4 separate regions of the Homo sapiens genome follow, and regions 1, 3 and 4 are each linked to region 2. The links are chromatin contacts, found by Hi-C or POLR2A ChIA-PET in ENCODE. All regions are on one chromosome and are shown on one strand. The core of a region is the stretch at or near the end of the contact, and the rest is flanking DNA. Distances in the headings are between cores, read along the strand shown. Region 1 overlaps FNIP2 (folliculin interacting protein 2). Region 2 overlaps RAPGEF2 (Rap guanine nucleotide exchange factor 2). Region 3 overlaps FNIP2 (folliculin interacting protein 2). Region 4 overlaps FNIP2 (folliculin interacting protein 2).

What was found. Hi-C counts contacts between places; a loop is a spot of excess contacts on that map. ChIA-PET counts read pairs that join two places held with the same protein, here RNA polymerase II (POLR2A). Pooled maps may share reads with other maps.
Region 1: a loop to region 2 is called in a map with no recorded cell type, with 3 times the contacts of the local background. The contact joins two enhancer-like sites. A Hi-C loop is called at or near these places in 2 of 37 single-sample maps with no recorded cell type and 8 of 50 pooled maps. POLR2A ChIA-PET finds 5 or more read pairs at or near these places in 2 of 52 experiments (both activated T-cell).
Region 3: a pooled map shows a loop between it and region 2 (2.6-fold over the local background). The contact joins two enhancer-like sites. A Hi-C loop is called at or near these places in 1 of 37 single-sample maps with no recorded cell type and 6 of 50 pooled maps. POLR2A ChIA-PET finds 5 or more read pairs at or near these places in 2 of 52 experiments (both activated T-cell).
Region 4: a loop to region 2 is called in a pooled map, with 2.3 times the contacts of the local background. The contact joins two enhancer-like sites. A Hi-C loop is called at or near these places in 4 of 50 pooled maps. POLR2A ChIA-PET finds 5 or more read pairs at or near these places in 3 of 52 experiments (Panc1, activated naive CD4-positive, alpha-beta T cell and common myeloid progenitor, CD34-positive).

The regions. Positions count from the first base shown.
Region 1 is chr4:158,809,458-158,812,279 of GRCh38, forward strand. The region is part of intron 1 of FNIP2 (folliculin interacting protein 2); the gene reads left to right. Among named protein-coding and RNA genes, the nearest start is that of FNIP2, 42 kb to the left of the region's middle. RefSeq lists a silencer at 1,400-1,694. Within about 2 kb of position 1,439, at least 30 of the 41 ENCODE cell types and tissues checked have a DNase peak (open chromatin) inside an H3K27ac peak, as active enhancers do.
Region 2 is chr4:159,201,770-159,204,469 of GRCh38, forward strand. All of the region lies in intron 3 of RAPGEF2 (Rap guanine nucleotide exchange factor 2), which reads left to right. Among named protein-coding and RNA genes, the nearest start is that of MIR3688-1, 74 kb to the left of the region's middle. Within about 2 kb of position 1,387, at least 3 of the 41 ENCODE cell types and tissues checked have a DNase peak (open chromatin) inside an H3K27ac peak, as active enhancers do.
Region 3 is chr4:158,825,722-158,828,563 of GRCh38, forward strand. It overlaps FNIP2 (folliculin interacting protein 2), which reads left to right. Exons shown (of 17, transcript NM_020840.3): 2 at 195-321. Among named protein-coding and RNA genes, the nearest start is that of FNIP2, 58 kb to the left of the region's middle. Within about 2 kb of position 1,355, at least 10 of the 41 ENCODE cell types and tissues checked have a DNase peak (open chromatin) inside an H3K27ac peak, as active enhancers do.
Region 4 is chr4:158,895,251-158,897,950 of GRCh38, forward strand. It overlaps FNIP2 (folliculin interacting protein 2), which reads left to right. Exons shown (of 17, transcript NM_020840.3): 16 at 500-615. The region is part of intron 4 of SPMIP2 (sperm microtubule inner protein 2); the gene reads right to left. Among named protein-coding and RNA genes, the nearest start is that of FNIP2, 130 kb to the left of the region's middle. RefSeq lists a silencer at 1,247-1,541. Within about 2 kb of position 1,386, at least 4 of the 41 ENCODE cell types and tissues checked have a DNase peak (open chromatin) inside an H3K27ac peak, as active enhancers do.

The DNA.
Region 1 (2,822 bases), core at 189-2,688, 390 kb before region 2:
CAAAAAAATAAAATCTAGTGACTCTTAAATATGATGCCAGGTATATGGTATCATCCTCAAATAATTGCTTTCAATCCTCTTTCTTAAAATATTGACTATAGCAAAGCTGCCAACAACTTTTGAGTTTTTCAAACTTTCCCGGCAAATTAGCAAACAAAATTCTTACGGCTGTTTATATGAGAAATCTGGGACTTGCCACACATATTTGTGAATCATTGTTGCTCTGGTGGCAAGAGAAAACTTGCCATGTCTTTAAAGTATACCCCTTACACACTGAAAAGGAACTGAAACAGAGCACTTCAGAGTCAATTGTGCTTTACAGTTTCATATCTTGAAATTTGAATTCAGAAGAAATTCTCTGTACTGCTTTAGAATCACCAGGATGATTCTAAATGAGTATATCCATTTTATGTACATTTTTAGATGAGATAATTCTATTAAAAAAGGGAAGTCCTTAGATTGTCTGTGGTAGTTACTTAACAAGAAAGTAAGTACAGAAACTTGAGTGCATTGTTCCCTGGTGAGCTGCTTCACATAGATAAGCTGACCATGATTTTATGACCAGTCTTTATTTATAGCAGTTGGGATTACTGACTAGGAAATATAAAAATAGTCACAGATTTAGAGAGAGATATGCTAAGGCAACAGACCAAAGAATTCTGAAGAGTATAATAAAAGGTCATTAAAAGTAAGCGTAATGCAGGTTTGTAGGAATGGAAAGAATGTTTCTCACTGCTGCTCCTGGAAACAGTGTGAAAACCACTCTACCCTGATGCTACTTAATAGAAAATGTAGCAGTTGGACAGGTTGAATGAAGTGGGTAGAGAGAAAAAACAAACCCTAGTCAGCTGATGGTCTTGTGCTTTGTGACAAGCTTCACAGAGAGGTCGTAAATGGTTGGGTGTGACTCTGATGGGTTGGGTATTGTGGTCACACGTTCTTCTGCGCTTCCTGCATTCCTTCCCTTTTTACTGATTTTTACGTACCATGAGAATTTTTCTTTGACTAGTTAGAAGAGTTTATTTCTGCTGGCTGAGGGTAGAGATTTTGAGATATAATTCCAGACTGATAAGAGTGAATGAATCAAGGAATGCAGTGTTGTGTCTGATTTAGGGTTCAAGAACATTTGTCTTTTCCCTCTGAGGATACATCACTTACTAGGAATAAATCAGCAATCTTAATATAGGAGATTTTCATAGACGCTAACAACTGACATCAGCTTTTGTCTCGGTCATATTTGGATAAGCATTGATGACATAACAGGGTAAAGCACTTGTTATTAATCACCATAGCTAACTGTGTCCAGAATGACAGTGTTCCAGGCAGAAGATGAGGTTAATCCAGCTCTGGAGTCTGCAGGCCAGTCACTGACTGGGCAGCTTCTGAAGCCTTTTTTCCTCAAGTTCTGCTCAGCTCTGTGCTGAAGCGGAATGCTGGCTGAACTGGTCCCCACATCCCTGGTTCTCCTGTTATGACTCCTGTGGTGAGTCAGGCTCTGGCTTAGCCTTATCCTTTTATTGTTACAGTAACAAAAGCCAAATAATTGCTGAACAGTGATGTAGCAAGCCCTGGTGGGAATTGGAGAGAGCAATAACTTGTGACCCATCTAAGATTATAACTGTCAAAAGTCACCAAAGAGAATCCACCCTGTGGGTTATAAAAACACCCAAGGTTCCTGGGAATATTCTTATCTTTTATGAGTTCCCAAGGGGATATTTAGGTATCAGGTGTACACCCATCCATCAGCCTTATGTCTTTAAGGGTTTAAGAAAGGTTTTTTAAAAAAACTACTTTAGGTTTTTACAGAACAGATGTGAATGAAAATCCTTTTTTCTCACTATGCCATATCCTTTCACTTTCATGCCTCACCCTGTCCAAAGGCAGAAAAAGGAACTTAGTTAAGCTATTTTCCCACTTACTGATTTTCAGCTCTAGCATATGAGAACCTAGACTTAATACCAGATAAAATGGAAGGGACTTTGACTTGGGGATCTTCTCTACCCTGATTTTATGATCTGAGGGTCTTCTCTGCCTTAAAATCAGTGTCTTTGGGCACATCATTTCATCTCTCTGTTTTTGTTTTTTAAATAATATTAATTAATAATAATAATGATGGTAGATTGGAATGGTGTTTCCTGAGCCTCAACTTCAGATCCACTGAACCGAATTCCTAGAGGTAGAGCTTGTGAAGCTTTGTTGATTACACACACACACACAAACACACACAAAACTTCTGGGGTAATTCTAACAATGAGCCAAACAACTTGGAACCAGTGGACAGGTAGTGTCTGAAGTCCCTTCCAGCTAACATTCTGATAATCTGTCAGTGATCCATGAGTCCCGAAGTTAGAGAAATATAAAGGCTGGGCCTTGGGTAATCAGGGGAGTTAAAACTAGCTCAGTGGTAATCTTTTCCCATGTGAGCGAACAAGCCACGCGGGTGTTTGAGGAAGTACATTTTCAACAGAGAGAACAGGAAGTACAGAGATCTTAAGGCAGGAACATGCCTGGTGTGCATCCTAAAAAGAATATTGCCTCAGGGCAAAGATGATTTGGATTCAGAAAGTAAATGATCCTTCGTGGGAATGTGAATGGGGTGGAGGTGTACTGGTGGATGGTTTAGCGGCTGCACACTGTGATATGAGAGGGAGGCAGAGGTCACTGCCCCTAATATCTTTCCCACTGGACCTTGCTTGATGGCAAAAACTCCTATTATTAAATTCTCATTTCTTTCTATTTAAGCATTATTCTCTCTAGGCAGTAACTAATGTCTTACTGTGAACTATCTTAGGGGAACATTCCCCTCTGTCAGTAGGAGCAAG
Region 2 (2,700 bases), core at 137-2,636:
TACAGGAAAATAAAGGTGTTTTTCTATTTTTTGGTCATGGGTGGCTGGCCCTCTGGAGTTCCTTGTGGTCCCCATGTAGTTATTGGAACCTTTGTTAGTCTTCATTTTATTTCACTTTCTTGTTTTATAGGCATGTGATCAATAGCCCTCGATGATGATTCCTGTCTCCTTTTCTCCAGATGCCAACAGCTTTGTCTTTTGAATGTGATACTGTGCGGTATTACATCCTGGATAGTATAAAGTGACCTTTCTAAAATAGCACCAAAATTGGTATTTGATGCTATATGTGGTTCTCAGTTGTGCCGAACCTGTCTCAGATAGCTGTGTCGTGTGCTCGGCTCAGCCACTGTTTCTGGACATTTTGCCTATTCTTTCTCACAAAGCAATCGCCATCTTTTTGCTTCTCTGTTTTAATGACCTTGTTAATGCTGTCCATGTGAAGCATTTAGAGGAGCTTCCTCACTCCCCTGGGCCGCTTCAGGCTTGGCCATATTGCACTTGCTCTGCTAGAGTGGGAGGAGTCTCTTCTTGTACCCCATACACCCTCCTTGTTTCATATTTTGTCAGGATCATCTGGGAAAGCACTAACTTCTAGTTCCAGTTTGCTTAGATTTTGCATGGGCACCATTCTTTCTGTTTCTGTTTATTGCTTCTCCACTCCCGAAAACCCCCCAAAACTTAGATGGCCATGTTTGTGGCTGTTGGGAGTCTTGTTTTGAGCTGATGGTCTTCTAGGATCAGCATCCTTTACCCACAGCCACTTCCGCAACGCCTGCCGCTCTGTTTTCTTTCAACTCTCTTTTCTCTCCTTGTCAGTCCCCCTTGGCTTTTCTTTCTTTCTTCGTTTTTTTGGCGGAGTTTTGCTCTTGTTGCCCAGGCTGGAGTGCAGTGGCATGATCTTGGCCCACTGCAACCTCCGCCTCCTGGGTTCAAGCGATTCTCTTGCCTCAGCCTCCCGAATAGTTGGGACTATAGGCACCCACCACCATGCCTGGCTAATTTTTGTATTTTTAGTAGAGACGGGGTTTCACCATGTTGGCCAGGTAGATCTCAAACTCCTGACCTCAGGTGATCCACCTGCCTCTGCCTCCTAAAGTGCTGGGATTACAGGCGTGAGCCACTGTGCCTGGCCTCCATGAGCAACCTTTTTGGCTGACTGGGCCTCACTTAAGTTTTCACATTGTATTAACAGCTGAATGAAGTAGCATTTTCACAGTTATTTTCTTGCCCTCTAATAATTGTCTTTGCTGATTTAATCAGTTTTCTTTGGACTTAGTAGTTTTTTGTTCTTTCAGTTCCCTTGTCAACTTCAACTTGATCGCTTGCATTTACTGGCCACCTCCTTAAATGAGAATGTGGAGCGGCACACACAGCTCTTTCCCATGGAGAGAGTGCCACCTTGTGGATCTCTAGGATATTGCCGAGGAGGCTCTTAGATCCTGGCTCCATTTTTCCATTTACTGGTAAACTGAAGTTCACATCTTTGACTTTCAAGCACTTTAATACCTTACCTGGGTTCCTGTCTATTCAGTTCATTAATTTACTTATTAAGAAAATATTTGAGTGCCAATCAAGCATTATGTAGTGTATATATTGGGGGTACTTAAGAGTTAGAGGAGTTTAAAAACTATTGAGGAGAAACTCCCAATGTGAATAATTATGACGTTCTGGCACCTGCGTCACGTGAGCATGTACACAGGGCACTGGGAAGCTGGAAGAAAGCGACTCACTTTCCTTGGAATATACCAAAACACTTCTCAGAGGAGGTGATAGTTAACCTGGAACTAGAAGGATGAGTAATAAATTTACAAGAGAAAATATACTATTTAGAAGCTAGACTGCAGGTTTGTTCAAAACCTTTGTGGCATAGGTGGAAAAAAAAATGTGTGGCCTGGCCGAACAGGATGAAGTTTGCAGCATAAGGAATGTTGGGGTTGGGAGCAGAAAGCAAAGCTGTAGGTTGGTCCTTTCAGAGACGATCGTAAGAGAGGAAAGGAGATGAGGAAGATGAAGAGAACTAGTATTTTTTGTTACCATCATGCAAGGTACTGCATATATATTGTTTCATTAAATAAAAGGAGCTCTGTGAAGAAGGCATCAATGTCTTCCATTTTGCAGTTGAGGAACTAGAATCTCAGAATTTGACTTTACCACGATCACGTGGCTAGCGTGGAAGAAGGAATCTGTGCTCCAGAACCTGCGCTCTTTGCACAGCATTTCCTGCTTCCTTCATGGGCTCTGCCAGGGGGTTTGGACCTTCTCCTGTGAAGGACCATGGGGTTCATCAGAAGGATGTCATCTGATCCGATTTACCTGAGCAAATGATCACTGAAATGTTTCCCAGCTTCTACTAGGCATGATGCGCAGTTCCTGCCTTGAAAGGAAGTTCATTGTAGTTGGAAGAAGATGCTCAGGAATAAGAAATCATTACAGAAAAACATAAAACAATGAAATTAGATGGGCTAAGTATTTTAGAGTTTGGAAAACAGTGAGTGAGAAGATTTTCTTAAAGTAGTAGTTTTTGAGCCATCTCTTAAGGTACAGTGGGATGTAGAGGGTAGATGGAGAGAGGTAAACATCTTGAACAGCATGGCAGAGTTGGAATGAACAGAAGGAAAGCAGCCTGTCAGGAGCAGCAGGTTATGTTGAGGGGTAGTAGGAAGGAAGGTGGGAGAGGTGAGGGGGTCAGATCAAGTATTT
Region 3 (2,842 bases), core at 105-2,604, 380 kb before region 2:
TGGCCCTTTGGAATCCACATACAAGGCTATCTGTCCCAGGCTCACTGGTGCCCCAGTTCTGAGGGGATCACTAGCCCTGCATGCTTGTGGCCTTTTGATGTGCACACAGGCATGGTGACTGGGAAGCTTATCTGTCTGTGATCATCTCATGTGCTGCAGATAACATAACTTCTTTTGCCCTTTTTAATCCACAGTTGGTCATGTTCGGAGTTTGACCTGAATGAGATTCGCCTGATAGTTTACCAGGACTGTGACAGGAGAGGCAGACAAGTCTTGTTTGACTCTAAAGCTGTTCAAAAGATTGAGGAGGTGACAGCTCAGGTATGAAATGCTGATTTGCTTTCTCCTTTTCTTTTGTGCTTTTAACCACCCTTCTGATCAATCATTTATTAATCTATCATCTTCTCTTTGAGTTATATTATACAGTGCCATTAATGGTTCAGAAGAAACATAAGCAAGCATTGAATCCTTTAATCAAAGCCCTACCCCCAACAGGCATGAGTATGCTCACTGCTAAACACAAGTGAAACTGTTAGCAAGTAATCATGGCAGGAGCTAAGCAGTGTACTATTAATAGTACTAGAGGTAAATTTGCTGGTGAGTTGCAATCCAGTAAGATTTTGATGCCAAGTGAGTGCCTCAAATGTAATGGGAAAGCAGAACTCTAAAATTCATAAAGTGATAAAGTGTTAGTGTGAAGATCATTCTGTCCAGTGTTTCTCATGGATAATAATAAGTAGCACTGGGTTAAACAAAATTAAACAGCTTTGCTTATTTACAGGACTTCCATATGCAAACCTGCATTGTTATCTTCAAAAAGGATTGTTTCTCAAACCCTTCTGACCAGGGGAGCTTTTATTTATTTCCCATTTTTTTTGTGGAGAGTTGGGTGGTAGTGGTGGTGGTGGTGGTGGTGTAGGGTGGGCGACAAGCAATGGGTAGAGTGAGGATAGAGCAGCTCTTGATCCCTTGGAACCAGAATGGGAATGGTAAAGTAACATGTTTAAGGTGAGGAGAGTCTGATCCTTTCTGGGTCTTTTTTGGATATGATACCAGGGTACTTGTAAATTCACTTTAGACCTTTCATTCTCTTTTCAGTATTTGTTCAGATGCCTACAAATTAAATAAATCCACTTGTATTCATTCTTTTTATGTTCAATAAGTTGCTACCCATACTGACCAAATACTGGCAGTTTGTAGAATGTGCAGCTAAGTAAATGAACAGTTTATAACGCAGTCTTTGTCTCATCAGGGCCAAGGGGTTGTTTTCCTGCTTTTGATAAGGATCATTTCTGCAGGAAGGAAGTGTTTGGTTAAACACAGTTTAGCTGGGTGGATTCCACAGTGTTTTAAAGTGGAGTTCTGCCAGGTGGCTAATCATTACAGTAGTTGTTGGGCTTGTTAGGTAGGTGAAGGGAGGGAGGGGGAAACCAAGAAATCTCTCAGGTGATTCACTGTAGGCTTTCCAGGTTAGATTTGTAACAGAAATTTAGGTGAGCCAGCACTTGACCCTTTGGTGGACAGGAGATGGTTTACCTCTTAGTTTCTTGAATTATTTCCCATTTCTCTGAAGGCCTCACATGGATGGTCTAGTTGAGCAGCTATCACTGGGGCTGCTCATAGTGGTGGCAGGTGGAGGGGAAAAGAAACACAAGTTTTCAAAAGGAACTGGAATCTTCAGTGTACCAGAGCACTGATAATGCTGGAATCTGGAAACATAGGCTTTCTTAGAAGCATTCATCTAACCAAAAAGGCATCTTAGGTTCAGGAGGTTTGTAGCTTGCCCAAGGCTACAAAAGAATCCAGTCAGTGCTCTATTCACTACACCAGGTGGTTTCTCCAATTATAGACTGTTCAGCATTGTACTCCAGCCAAAGGGTCTAGCAGTCTGAAGCAGTGGCACCTCGTGTCACTTAGGCCCTCTGAGGGGCTGTGTTTCTGGCTTAAGTGAGATTGAGTAACAGCTTTATCTTTAGCGTGTTGAGGGAGTGCTGGGTGCTCAGGAATAATCAAGTGCCACTTTGAATGCCATCATTGCTGGAGTGACAGTTGTGGTCCAGCACATTTTGTGTTTTCCTTACGTTCTTTTCCCATTTTCAGTCCCCACCGCCCCAGCCTCCCTTGGCAAGCACAAAACGTCATGAGTTTGTATCAAGCACATGACTGCAGGCATTTGCATTAGACCACCAGTGTGACTGTCACATTGGAGATTAGATAAGCTGCAATTGCATTCATGTTTTTTTCCAAGCAAAAGCTACACAAGGAAAAAAAAAAGGCAAAGAAGACTCAGAATAGAAATAACTTATCATAGAGGGTGCAGGAAGCTTCTGTAGGGAGTAATATGTTTGGGGAGAGGTAAATATTAATAAAGGTTTATCCTTATACGTTTGTCACTGTGATAAAAATTAGTGGCAAACTCTAGGGAATGTATAGTAGAGCATCCTCTGTTGTCTTTAACCTTTGAAGACCATATTTCCATCACATGCTATGTAATTCACAGTAGCTCCTGTTTCAGGGTTTTGGTTTCATCCCTTACAAATTCAACCTCATGATTTTCCTTCCTGTTACCTTTAAAGGAGTAGTAGAGGAGGTGTGTCATTAAAAACACAAGTAGGCCGGGCGCGGTGGCTCACGCCTGTAATCCAGCACTTTGAGAGGCTGAGGTGGGCAGATCACGAGGTCAAGAGATCAAGACCATCTTGGTCAACATGGTGAAACCCCATCTCCACTAAAAATACAAAAAAATTAGCTGGGCGTGATGGTGGGCACCTGTAAGTCCCAGCTACTTGGAGGCTGAGACAGGAGAATTGCTTGAACCCGGGAGGCACGGGTTGCAGTGAGC
Region 4 (2,700 bases), core at 136-2,635, 310 kb before region 2:
TCTCCTCTGGAAATGTACTGGGCCAGAATAATCTGAGCTATTGGGGGAAAAAAACAAAAACCATACTGTTTACTAAATTATTTATAACAAAAATGCAATTTGCTATGTGGTTACGTGTAAATTCACATTCTCAATATTGTTTAGCTATAAAAATTATATCAAGAAGTTCTTAATATGGGAAAGGATTATTATAAAGTTTTTTAAAGGCAAGAAACACTTTTGGAATGATTTCAACTATGAAAAAAATACTTGTTTAAAAAGACTAGAATAATACATATGTAAATCTTAATAGTTAGCAAAAGTAAACTTTGTTTTACAAGAACCTATTCTTATACCTGGTAGTGGTAGGGTTTGAGATGGCTTGTGATTTTTTAAGTGTATTTGAAACTGATGAGATAAAAGCTGTGTAGTTAGAAATGAATTAAGAAAATTCTGACTCTTAAAATATTGGCAGAGATTTGACTTCTAGCCCTCATTGTGAATGTTCTTGGCTTTGCAGTGCATCATGCATCTTGAAGATAGACTACAGGAGATGTACCTTAAAAGTAAAATGCTATCTGAATATCTCCGGGGACACACACGAGTCCATGTGAAAGAATTAGGTGTCGTACTGGGGTGAGTTCTGTGAAGTGCCGTCACTTGTCCCTTTGATAGGTATCCCTAGCATTGTACCCACTAACGTGTTTAGCCTGTGTCACCCTAAACCTCAGGCCCTGGTAACCCATCAAAGTATGTGGAGTCCATCAGATACGTGCCTCTGCAACTCCCCAATGAACAGCATGTTCCGTTATCTGATACTGGGTTTCACACCTACAATCAATCGCAGGACTTTAGGCTGGTCGTGCTTTGTTGCTCTTCTCTGTGGATTATCTTATGCTTGAAAAGAAAATTTAATCCCACACTGCCCGTTTCTAGTAACTGAATAAGATGCTGAAGTCACAAGCTGTGGGACATGCAGCAGCAGCTTGTGTTTACATTTCACTTCCTGGAGGAGGAGTAGGTTGGCACATTCCACCTGGTGGCAGGAAAGGCCCTTCTAGGCTTGAGGAGCCTGCCTGCGTGTCTGTGGGGGGACAGTGCTTTCCTTCCTTTATTATAAGCCCACCAAAGAGGAGACTTGTATGTTACTAAAAATGCCTATCATCCTCCAGAGGGTATTTGCTATAACTTCTCTAGGGGAAGTAATTCTTACTTCTGTTTTACTGTCAGCTTGATTTTTCAAAAGAGAACAAAAAGACATTGTACATTTGGGGAACTGCCCCCGCTTATCCATGATGATGATTCCCCTCACTTGGGAGAAGAAAATATTTATAATGTCGACGTTTAAATTATCTAAGCCTCCTAAGAGACTGGGGCCTTTGTGTTTTGCTTAGATTTCTCATCTTTCACACCCAGAATGTGACGCCTGTGTTGTTCGGCTCTTGGCATTTCCTGTCATAGATTATTCTTACATACTTTATTTACAAAGTATTTCCCCCTTATGAGGTGTTTGCTTTTGCAGTTAACTTGCAACATGTCTCTTTGTCGTTTTTTTTTTTTGCTTTTGTTTATATCTCTCTACCAGCCTCATACTTCAATCCTGCCTTATTAGTTTTTTTTTTATTATTATTATACTTTTAAGTTCTGGGATACATGTGCAAAACGTGCAGGTCTGTTACATAGGTATACACGTGCCATGGTGGTTTGCTGCACCCATCAACCCGTCATCTACATTAGGTACTTCTCCTAATGCTATCCCACCCCCAGCCCCCCACCCGCCAAATAGGCCCCGGTGTGTGATGTTCCCCTTCCTGTGTGTGTTGTCATTGTTCAACTCCCACGTATGAGGGAGCACATGCGGTGTTTGGTTTTCTGTTCCTGTGTTAGTTTGATGAGAATGATGGTTTCCAGCCTCATCCGTGTCCCTGCAGAGGACATGAACTCATCCTTTTTATGGTTGCATAGTATTCCATGGTGTATATGTGCCACATTTTCTTTATCCAGTCTATCATTGATGGGCATTTCGGTTGGTTCCAAGTCTTTGCTATTGTGAATACTGCTTCAGTAAACATACATGTGCGTGTGTCTTTATAGTAGAATGATTTATAATCCTTTGGGTATATACCCAGTAATGGGATGGCTGGGTCAGATGGTATTTCTAGTTCTAGATCCTTGAGGAATCGCCACACTGTTTTCCACAGTGATTGAACTAATTTAGACTCCCATCAACAGTGTAAAAGTGTTCCTATTTCTCCACATCCTCTCAAGCATTTGTTTTTTCCTGACTTTTTAGTGATTGCCGTTCTAACTGGTGTGAGATGGTATCTCATTGTGGTTTTGATTTGCATTTCTCTGATGACCAGTGATGATGAGCTTTTTTTCATATGTTTGTTGGCTGCATAAATGTCTTCTTTTGAGAAGTGTCTGTTCATATCCTTCACCCACTTTTTGATGGGGTTGTTTTTTTCTTGTAAATTTGTTTAAGTTCTTTGTAGATTCTGGATATTAGCCCTTTATCAGATGGGAAGATGGCAAAAATTTTCTCCCATTCTGTAAGTTGCCTGCTCACTCTGATGATAGTTTATTTTGCTGTGAAGAAACTCTTTAGTTTAATTAGATCCCATTTGTCAATTTTGGCTTTTGTTACCATTGCTTTTGGTGTTTTAGTCATGAAGTCTTTGCCCATGCCTATGCCTGAATGGTATTGCCTAGGTTTTCTTC